2 separate regions of the Mus musculus genome follow, and region 1 is linked to region 2. A link is a contact called in ENCODE Hi-C data. All regions are on one chromosome and are shown on one strand. Each heading gives the region's core, a stretch centred on a gene start or an enhancer-like site at or near the end of the contact. The rest is flanking DNA. Distances are from core to core; before and after follow the strand shown.

Region 1 (4,465 bases), core at 1,869-4,368, 3.0 Mb after region 2:
GCCACCTGACACAGCTGCACCGGATACTTCTGGAGTCCTGGCTTCTCACTGTCCTGCTAGGGGAGGCACTAGGTGCCTGGGCTGCTACAGATGGCGGGATGTTGAGCATGGAGGATGGTGGCTTCACTGATGTGCCTAATGCCTGCACCTGGAAGCTTGATTGGCACATCCCACAAGGCCTCTGTCTGGTTTGTGGCTCCCCAGGGTGGGGCATTCCCCTCAGAAGAAGTGTCTAGAACACAGGCAGCCAGACAGATGAGCCACCTAAGAGAAGCAGCTGAGCTGTCTGGCACTTTGTGACTTAGCCTCTGGAGGCCACAGCACCCCTTCTACTACGCCGGTGTTCTACAGAGTCACAGAGCACAAGTCGGAGAAAAGAGGGATTGGCATCTTTCTTGATGGGAATCATGTCAGAGAGGCAGCCCTGGGTGCCACAGGACTTGCAGCTGTGTGCCCTCCAGACCTCCATTCTACCCAAACCTCAGCCAGAGCCCTGGGCATCTTTGAAAGTCTGTTCACTTCCACCTCCTGCAAAGTTAGTACTTCAGCCAAGTGGCTCCCGATCATGTGCTCACACACCTGAAACGTCAGGTCTGGACGGTGGGCACAGAGAGCAGCAACGGACGACTGGGTGGCTCTCTGAAGACATGAGAACATTCAAAGCCCTGACAAAGTCTGTGACCTGGACCTAGCCGTCCATTTCAACATTCGCTTGAAACACTTGAAAGAAGTCTCAGGGGACTTTGAAGTCATTCTCCCAATGGAAGGGTTGGAAGCTGATAGTCATCACACCCCAAGGTAGGAGGGATGCTTGGCTTCCTTGGGCCCCTGTTCTAGCAGGAGAGAAGGAACATAGGATCCGGTACAAGGAAGGGCAAAGGCTAGCACAGAACTTCCACAAGAGCTACTCAGTCTAACAAAAGCCAGCTTTATGCACTTTCTAGAATAACTTCACATCTGACACCTAGCCCATGCAAGAGAAGGACCGGGAAGAGCTGGTCTTCATTCCATCCTTGTATAGCAGAGGCCAAGGCTGGAATTCAAAGCCTGCCAAGCAAGCTCTCGGCCTCTGTTCTAGTGACCAGTGAGCTCCTAAGAAAGAAGCTCTCATCTGCCTTCCCAGGGAGAGTGTCTCTGTGGGCTGAGGGAGAGCTCAGCGGTGGAGCTTGCCCAGGAGTTTGCAAGGCCTCAAGTTTGATCTCTGGCCCCACCAAAAGAATAAATGAAAGTCTGTATCTATGTGAGCCCTTTCCCTGGGGTTTCAGGATTCCAAGTGCTGTGTGACCTAAGTTTTAGCTTTTCCTTTGTATCAAGGTTGATGGAACAGTATCTGTCTCACCTGGGATGGTGGTATCTGCTTCTCAACGCAGCTTTGGTTGAGACGTAGGGCACAAGTTTACCCCCAGCACACCAAGGGCTCTACCCAGCATTGTCTGGTATGGGCTATCTGGTATACCTCCCTCCATTCCTGCTATGATAATGGAATGGAATTACAGATTGTTATAAGCCACCATGTGGGTGCTGGGAAAAAAACCCAGGTCCTCTAAAAAGCACCCAGTGTTCCTAGTGCTCTCCCCAGCCCCTTGAGGCCCAATGTCCTCGGGGTTGCTTCTCTAGTCTTGATCCACCATGTCCGTGCCTCTTGTTTGATTTGGAGTCACACTTTCCCTGAACTCATGCTTTTTATAATCCCATGTTTTTATACAGTCTAAGAAACAAACATCTGGCTTCTACTGGATTCGTGTGTGTGTGTGTGTGTGTGTGTGCGTGTGTGTGTGTGTGTGTGTGTGCTCGTGCATGCACACACGTGTACACACAGGGTAGGTGGGGGTTGTTTTAAATGCACATGTGCAAGCCAGAGAACTCTTAGGAATCCATCCTCCGGAAAGCCATCTACCTACTTTAAAACAAAGTCTCTACGTTACCCGGAGCTCCTTAAGTAAGTTAGTCTGCTGGCCAGCCAGACTCAGGCCTCCCCTCCCCTCCCTGGAGCAGGACATTAAGTGCACATTAACAACCAGTGTTTCCACCCAGGTTCTGAGGACCAAACTCAGGTCTTTATACTTACAGGGCAAGAGTTTTACCAAACGAGCCGCCCTGCCCCTGTCATTCCACCATTTGAGTTGCGCTTTCCCATCTGTTTTCTCTCGTCTACCCATTACACACCCGTTATCAGATAATGCAGGTGGCTTCTGTTCTCAGCTCTTTCAAAATCCTCTTAAGAAGGGAAAGCCAGGGAACCCCTGAGTCTCTCTGCACCCCTGGGAGCCCCACCTTGCATCCACCCTGTCTCTAGGAGGGCTCTAAGTTCTCCTTTCTGTGAAATTCCCCCAAGTCTTACAGAAATCCTGTAACGACAAGTGAATAAATTAGCAAACAAATAAGACAGCCTGGATAAAAGTCGGAGGATTCCACCACTCAATATAAAATAAGACCACAGAAATGAAGGCATACTGAGACCAAGGCTGAGTGCTGAGGTTTGTTTTTCTCTCAAGAGAGACCAGGCTGTTACCAATGGTTAAGGCATCGGAGCCAAGGGGCAAGGGACCATGACCTCTAGCTGAGCCTCAGCTCAGTACAGCAGATTTATGACTGTGGGCACAGACACAACCTTTTTCCCCATTACAAAGATGCATTCTGTGGGGTGGCTAAAAGTCCACAAAACCGTTTCATCGTTTATGGTTACGAAGCAGCATAAGCTACTCCTTAATAGATTATCCTGATTTCCCAAACAAACACCAGAAAAATGGGACTTAGGTCTATTGTAGATCCTAGTTTGGAATCAGTAGGGAGCCCCAATAGTATTTGACATTGTGACCTCATGTAGAAGCCACTTGTGCATCTCTGAGCCTCATCAAAAAGAACTAGCAATACAGAAAGTCCCCGGATAAGGGGTCCAATCCTAAAACTACCACCACCGAGAGCTGTCATCTGTCCCTCTCCATGGTCATGGGGCAGTATCCTGTGCCAGCTCCTGCCAAGTGTGTATTAGTAAGTTCTGAACTGTGTTAGCAGCTTCGTGGTTTTCTGTAGCCTTTTGCAGCCTAGAAAACAGTTTCCAGCAAGAAGCCCCTGCTGTTCGATCCATTACGTGTGAAAACAGATAAGCCTGCGCATGTCCGCTGGGGGCTGGCAAGGGGAGGGAACTTAAACAAGAGCTAATTTGGCCTGTGGGGACTAGCTGAGGAAGGGCAAGCTGCTCTGGCTGGGAGCGAGGGGCTGGCAGAGGAGTCTGCCGCATACCGTGGCCACTTAAGGCTGGAGCACATGAAGGTCTGTTGTCCGCGGTTTGAAGAACGTTCTGCAAAGGGCTGGTTTACAGAAGGGGAAATTTTGATCTCACAGCACAGATCCGGTTTCCTGAGAACCATCTGCTTGTTTTTCTCCTTCCCAAAGAGCCCACAATCTCTTGTGGGAAAAATTCAGAATGTTATTGGCTTTCCGAGGAGAGGGGATTGGAAATGCCAGATAAATAGAGACTGCAAGCGACAGGGTTTCATTGTGTTCCCCTCGGGCTGTTGGGGAGAGCCACATGGTGAAGCCGTGAGACTGTGGATAGAAATGCAGAAACAGAACTGTGGGCTGGGGACAAAGCAACAGGGGCTCTGCTGTTTAGCCAGACCACACTCACGTTCCCTGTCACGTGAGGGGCAGGCAGCATGGACCGCGTGTGTCTTGCAAAACTACATGAGGATCCAAGGAGAACAGGGATATATAAGAATCTTGGGACTCAGCCGGGCAGGTGCACTCGCGTCTGCTATGGAGATGTCACTTAAACCCAGCCAAAGCTAAGCTGTTCATCTGCCCACGTTTAAAGCAAATCTTAACTGAATTCTGTACTGGAATGCTTTTGTCTGCCTGTGGCAGGAACCCAGTTTAAAATGCCTCACTCAAACTAAGGACAAGAGCCTTTAATTCACCCAACCAATCAATTGATGGTGCTTTACTGAGAGCCTGCCTGGTGCCAGGAGGTGTTCTAGAAGTTTCTATATTCATTAGCAAAGAAGACGAGCCCACACGTTCTAAGGGTGCTGATGAGTGGGTATAGCCACACAGATGTAAATATGAGTCTGTCAGGTAATGGTAAGGTGTTCTAGAGAGACGAAGCAAAGCCAAGGGTTGGAGTGGCAAGAGGGTTCCATGTTAGGCAGACATGGTCTCAATGGCTCACCTGAAGCCTATGTGGCAAATGGGAGCCAGCCATACTGCCACTTGTGGGAGACCATGGCTGAGAGACAGAATGGCATGTGCAAAGGTCCTGAGGCAGGAGCTAAGAGGCCAGTGGGGATGGAGCGAGCTGACAGGATGCAGAATTAGGAGAGTTGCTCAGAGGGGAGCAGCCAGGTGCTGAGGATTGGGGTACTGCTCTTGCAGTGTCTTTAGGGTTCTGAGGAGAGTAGCTGTCTCCTGTGACTTCAGGTTTTCAAGCCTGACTTGGCAGAGGCAGAGAGACCCCTATGCAGGT
Region 2 (4,146 bases), core at 486-2,985:
TGTTGTCTCAGAACTGTCACCTGACTAGCTGTCTCAGAGTTGGGCCTTATTCCCCAAGAAACCTACAACTCCCCCCCCCCTTTCCTTTTCTTGTCATGCTTTATAGATAGGGTCTCATTCTGTAGCTCGGGCTGGTCTTGAACTCGGAGATAATCAAACTCAGCCTCCTTCATACTAGGCATGAGCCAGCCAGCTCATTTTCACTTTTCTTGTTCTTTCTGAGACAGAGAAAAGACTACTCTGTGTAGTCCTGGCTGTCCTCGAACTCACGGAGATCCACCTGCCTCTGCCTCCTGAGTGCTGGAATTAAAGGTATGTGCCATCTCCACCTAGCTCTTTCAAGCTTCTTAAAGACCAGGCCTAGAAAAAGTCTGCGAATAAGGGCTGCTGGGCACGTGGCTATTAGCTCGGTAGAGGAAAAGGGATTGGGGGCGGGGAAGGGTCTTGGGAGAAATAGACAAGCGAGCTCAGAGAGTTTCCAGGGTTGCAAGAACAACCCCGCTTGGTCTCTGCGGTTTGAGGCCTCAGCCTGAGCAGGAAGACTGGTACATTCCTCCTGGCTGCAGGCCCTAAGCGAGCACGTGGAACTTTGGGGGTGGGGCAGTACAGCTGGGACGAGACAGCATACCTGGATGGATTAGATCTACAGGAAGGGCAGGAACTGAAGTGCTCACAAAGCAGAAACCCCTTCCTTACGTCTGAACAAAGTCACCCGATTTACACAAGCTTTTCAAATAAGTGAAAGACTTTTAAGTTTTATAACGATTAGAGGTTTGCTCCGAAGACTTCGTAGAAGTAACCTGTCCCAACTGCGCTTGGAACAGGATTCTGATGTAGTGAAGTCGGGCCTGATCGGCAATGAAGCCAATGGTGGAGGTTGACTCCCGGCGGCGGCCGCGTGGGCGGCGCGGGGCTCCGGCTGCACCCCCGGGCCGCCCGGAATCCTGCGAGCGCTCCCCGGGGCGGGGGAAAGAGCGCCAAGGTCTTGCATCAGACAAAAGGCGGTGCGAGTCCGCTGCCACAAATGCCACGGGACCCGCAGGAGCAGAGCCAGCGCCCCGCGCCCCCTGCCCCCACCCCAGGAGTCTGCACTGAGCAGGGATGGTGTGCGTGTAGCACCCCGAGCCGGGAGCTCGCAGCCTGGGTCGCCAGGCACGAAAGCTCCAGAGAGGTTCTGGCATTCGAGAGAGGTTCTGGCATCCCGCAGGACCAGATGGAGCAGCTGCACTTTGCAGCGCCGGCAAGAAACACGCGGTAGCAAAAAGCACAAAAAGTTTGCATTCTGCACCTCCAGGCCATTCGTTCCTCTCTGCTTTTCCTCCCTCCCACTGCTGGTCCCGAATCTCCGGAGGCCCCGGGACCAACTGATAAGATAGGGGAGGACAGCCCTGGAACCACTGGGGTCAGCGGGTTTGGCCATAAAGATGCCCGGTGATTACGCTTGTGTCCGGCTCGCCTTACCTGGAGTTCAGCTATCAGCTCCTCCTTGCTCAAGTTCTGCTTCTCCACCACCTGCAGCCCTCCATCTTGCAGGATCTTCCGGCAGCAGGGGTCCAGGCTGTCACTGATGAGTACTTTGCGCAGATTTGCGAAGGCCATTGCTAGAGTCAGGCCTTAGAATCAGTTGCTGTGGGTGGGCAGAAGCACTTAGTTCAGGAAACTGCAAGCAGGGCTGGCTCCGGTGACTGGGCAGGGTTCTCGATCTCCCGCTCCCCCTTTATCCTCCCCCTCCTCGCGCCAACAGTCTCCTTTTGATTGGTCAGAAATGCTTAAACTCTGCTGACTCCGCCTCCCCGGGCAGAGCCTCCCACACATTTTTTTTTTTTTTTTTAAATCCTACACAGACTACACTTCCAGCAGTGAAGCCCTTACCTGCCCCGGGTGAGCTTTAACACGCACGATTTATGCCAGCAGGCTGATTTATATTGGAAATAAACAGAAATACGCTGTCTCCACGAGGGAATTAAATCTCATAGTAACTTCTTTCCTCTTAAAGACCATTTATTGGCTGGGTATTTATAACTCCTAGTTGAGCATAATTAGACTGAGTAAGGCCACGGGTTCGATTCTCAGCAACGCACACACACACACACACACACACACACACACACACACACACACACCGTTAGGAGATTAAGGAACAAGGTGTGTGTGTGTGTGTGTGTGTGTACATAAGAGTTGGTTCTTGCCTTCCACCAATCCCAGTGGGAGATGAGAGACAAGTCTGGGAAAGGCAAGGGCTTCTTATTCCTTACCCCCCAAAAGACTTTAAGATTAAATCTAGATACAGTAAGGGCCATGAATGAGGCTGGAGGACCACTTGAACCCAGGAGTTCCAGGTCAGCCCCAGATGGGAGTCAGGGAGGGGGAGAGAAGTACAAGGGTGGTAGTGGTTTTAGTCTTTAGAAGTTAGATGATTACTTTTTTTTTTTTTAGAAGGGATTAAATCTGTTAGGTAAATTCAGCCTTGATTATATTATATAAATAACACCCCTTACTATTATACCTCACAATCTTAACATCAAATGTAAGTAAGAGAGTCTCTTTCAGAACTATGTACTGACAAGTCCTCTGCCTGTGCTGTTACCTCCATCCACAAAACAGGAACCCTGGCCTTCTTGGAAGAACTGGGGAAGTAGTTCTGCCCTTTCCTCTAGACTTTCCTTCCTTTCCCTTCTCTGGCCCAGCCCCTTGGGAAAAGAGAGACTTCAGCAGCCACAGCAGGCCAGCTCGGATGCCCTTGGCTCTCCGGATAAGAGTAACAGTAACAGGGTTCATAGGGACCGGAGGAGAGCAGCCGACTTAATTTTCTATTTGGAGACCAGTGGTGAGCCCCAAACCTGCACAGTGAGAAGTAAAGCAGATAATTTTTCGGGTAGAATATCAATGATCCAGCGGGGGTTGATTTCCAGCTTCTTAAACAAACAAACAAAAAGAAGAAGAAGAAGAGGAAGAAGAAGAAGAAGAAGAAGAAACGGACTCTGAAAGTATCTCTCCAGGCTTTTGCTTTCTTCTCCGTAACGTGAGCCTGACAGTAGGGAAGTGTCCGATGTGGGGATGAGATAAGAAAGACATCTTGGGGATTAGTGTGCCCTGCACCCCTTCACTCTAAGCCAGTCAGCTGACATGTCAGGTGGCGGGTATCCTTTGAGACACTGTGGAGAACCCTGGAATTGAAACTTTAATGGAGAAAAATCCCCGTGCCAATCCCGCACGATGACACCCGTCTGTGATCTCAGCACTTGGGACGTAGATTTCCAGGGAGATCAGAGCCGAATCAAAATTGATTCCAGGCTATCCTAGGCTACCAGAGATTTTGTCTAGAACAATAAAACAAGAGATGATTTCCTGTTGTCTGTGAGCCCTTGAGCTGGGGTTGGCAGCCCTGGTGAAGATCTCTGGCCTGTTAGGAGAGACTTCATTGATGTGCCTATGACCTTACAACCTGGCCCCAGGTCAAAGAGAGAAGCCCCACACAGGGGATTACAGTGACCCCACCCTTCTTCACTGAGTAGACTTTTCTGGGTTCCTGTACATTCTTATTGGCTATGGCATCAGTGTTCATGAACACACCCTACCTATCCTCATTGAGAACTCAATTACGTAAGATCTAATGTGCTACTGGACACATTCTAGTATCATGCTTTCTTCTTCTTTTTTTAAAAAAGACATTGTCGGGCTGGTGAGATGGCTCAGTGGTTAAGAGTGCCGACTGCTCTTCCGAAGGTCCTGAGTTCAAATCCCAGCAACCACACAACCATCCTTAATGAAATCTGATGCCCTCTTCTGGAGTATCTGAGGACAGCTACAGTGTACTTACATATAATACATACATACATACATACATACATACATACACACACAAATACATAAATAAATAAAAATTTAAAAAAAAGACATTGTCTTTCTACATAGCTTTGACTGTCCTGGAACTGGCTCTATAGACTTGAACTCACAGAGATCCACTGCCACTGCCTTCCTAGTAGTGGGATTAAAGGCATGCACCACAACATCCAGATCCTGATGTGTATTCAAAAAAACACTTTCCAGTTTTTTTTGTGAGGAAAAGGAGGAAGGGGAAACCGGAGTTAATCTAAGGGTGGGACAGGAGTGTCCGTGTCTCCTGACCTTAGGAATGTTACTGGG

Evidence for each region. A loop is a pair of places that touch in the nucleus more often than their neighbours do.
Region 1: a map of regulatory T cell shows a loop between it and region 2 (8-fold over the local background). The contact joins the enhancer-like site here to the promoter of Phgdh in region 2. A Hi-C loop is called at or near these places in 1 of 37 maps with a recorded cell type or tissue (regulatory T cell).

What each region holds. Positions count from the first base shown.
Region 1 is chr3:101,297,238-101,301,702 of GRCm38, forward strand. No RefSeq gene overlaps it. Among named protein-coding and RNA genes, the nearest start is that of Gm32803, 2.9 kb to the left of the region's middle. Within about 2 kb of position 3,119, at least 1 of the 3 ENCODE cell types and tissues checked has a DNase peak (open chromatin) inside an H3K27ac peak, as active enhancers do.
Region 2 is chr3:98,338,234-98,342,379 of GRCm38, forward strand. It overlaps Phgdh (3-phosphoglycerate dehydrogenase), which reads right to left and starts at 1,736. Exons shown (of 12, transcript NM_016966.3): 1 at 1,462-1,736. The coding sequence starts at 1,599.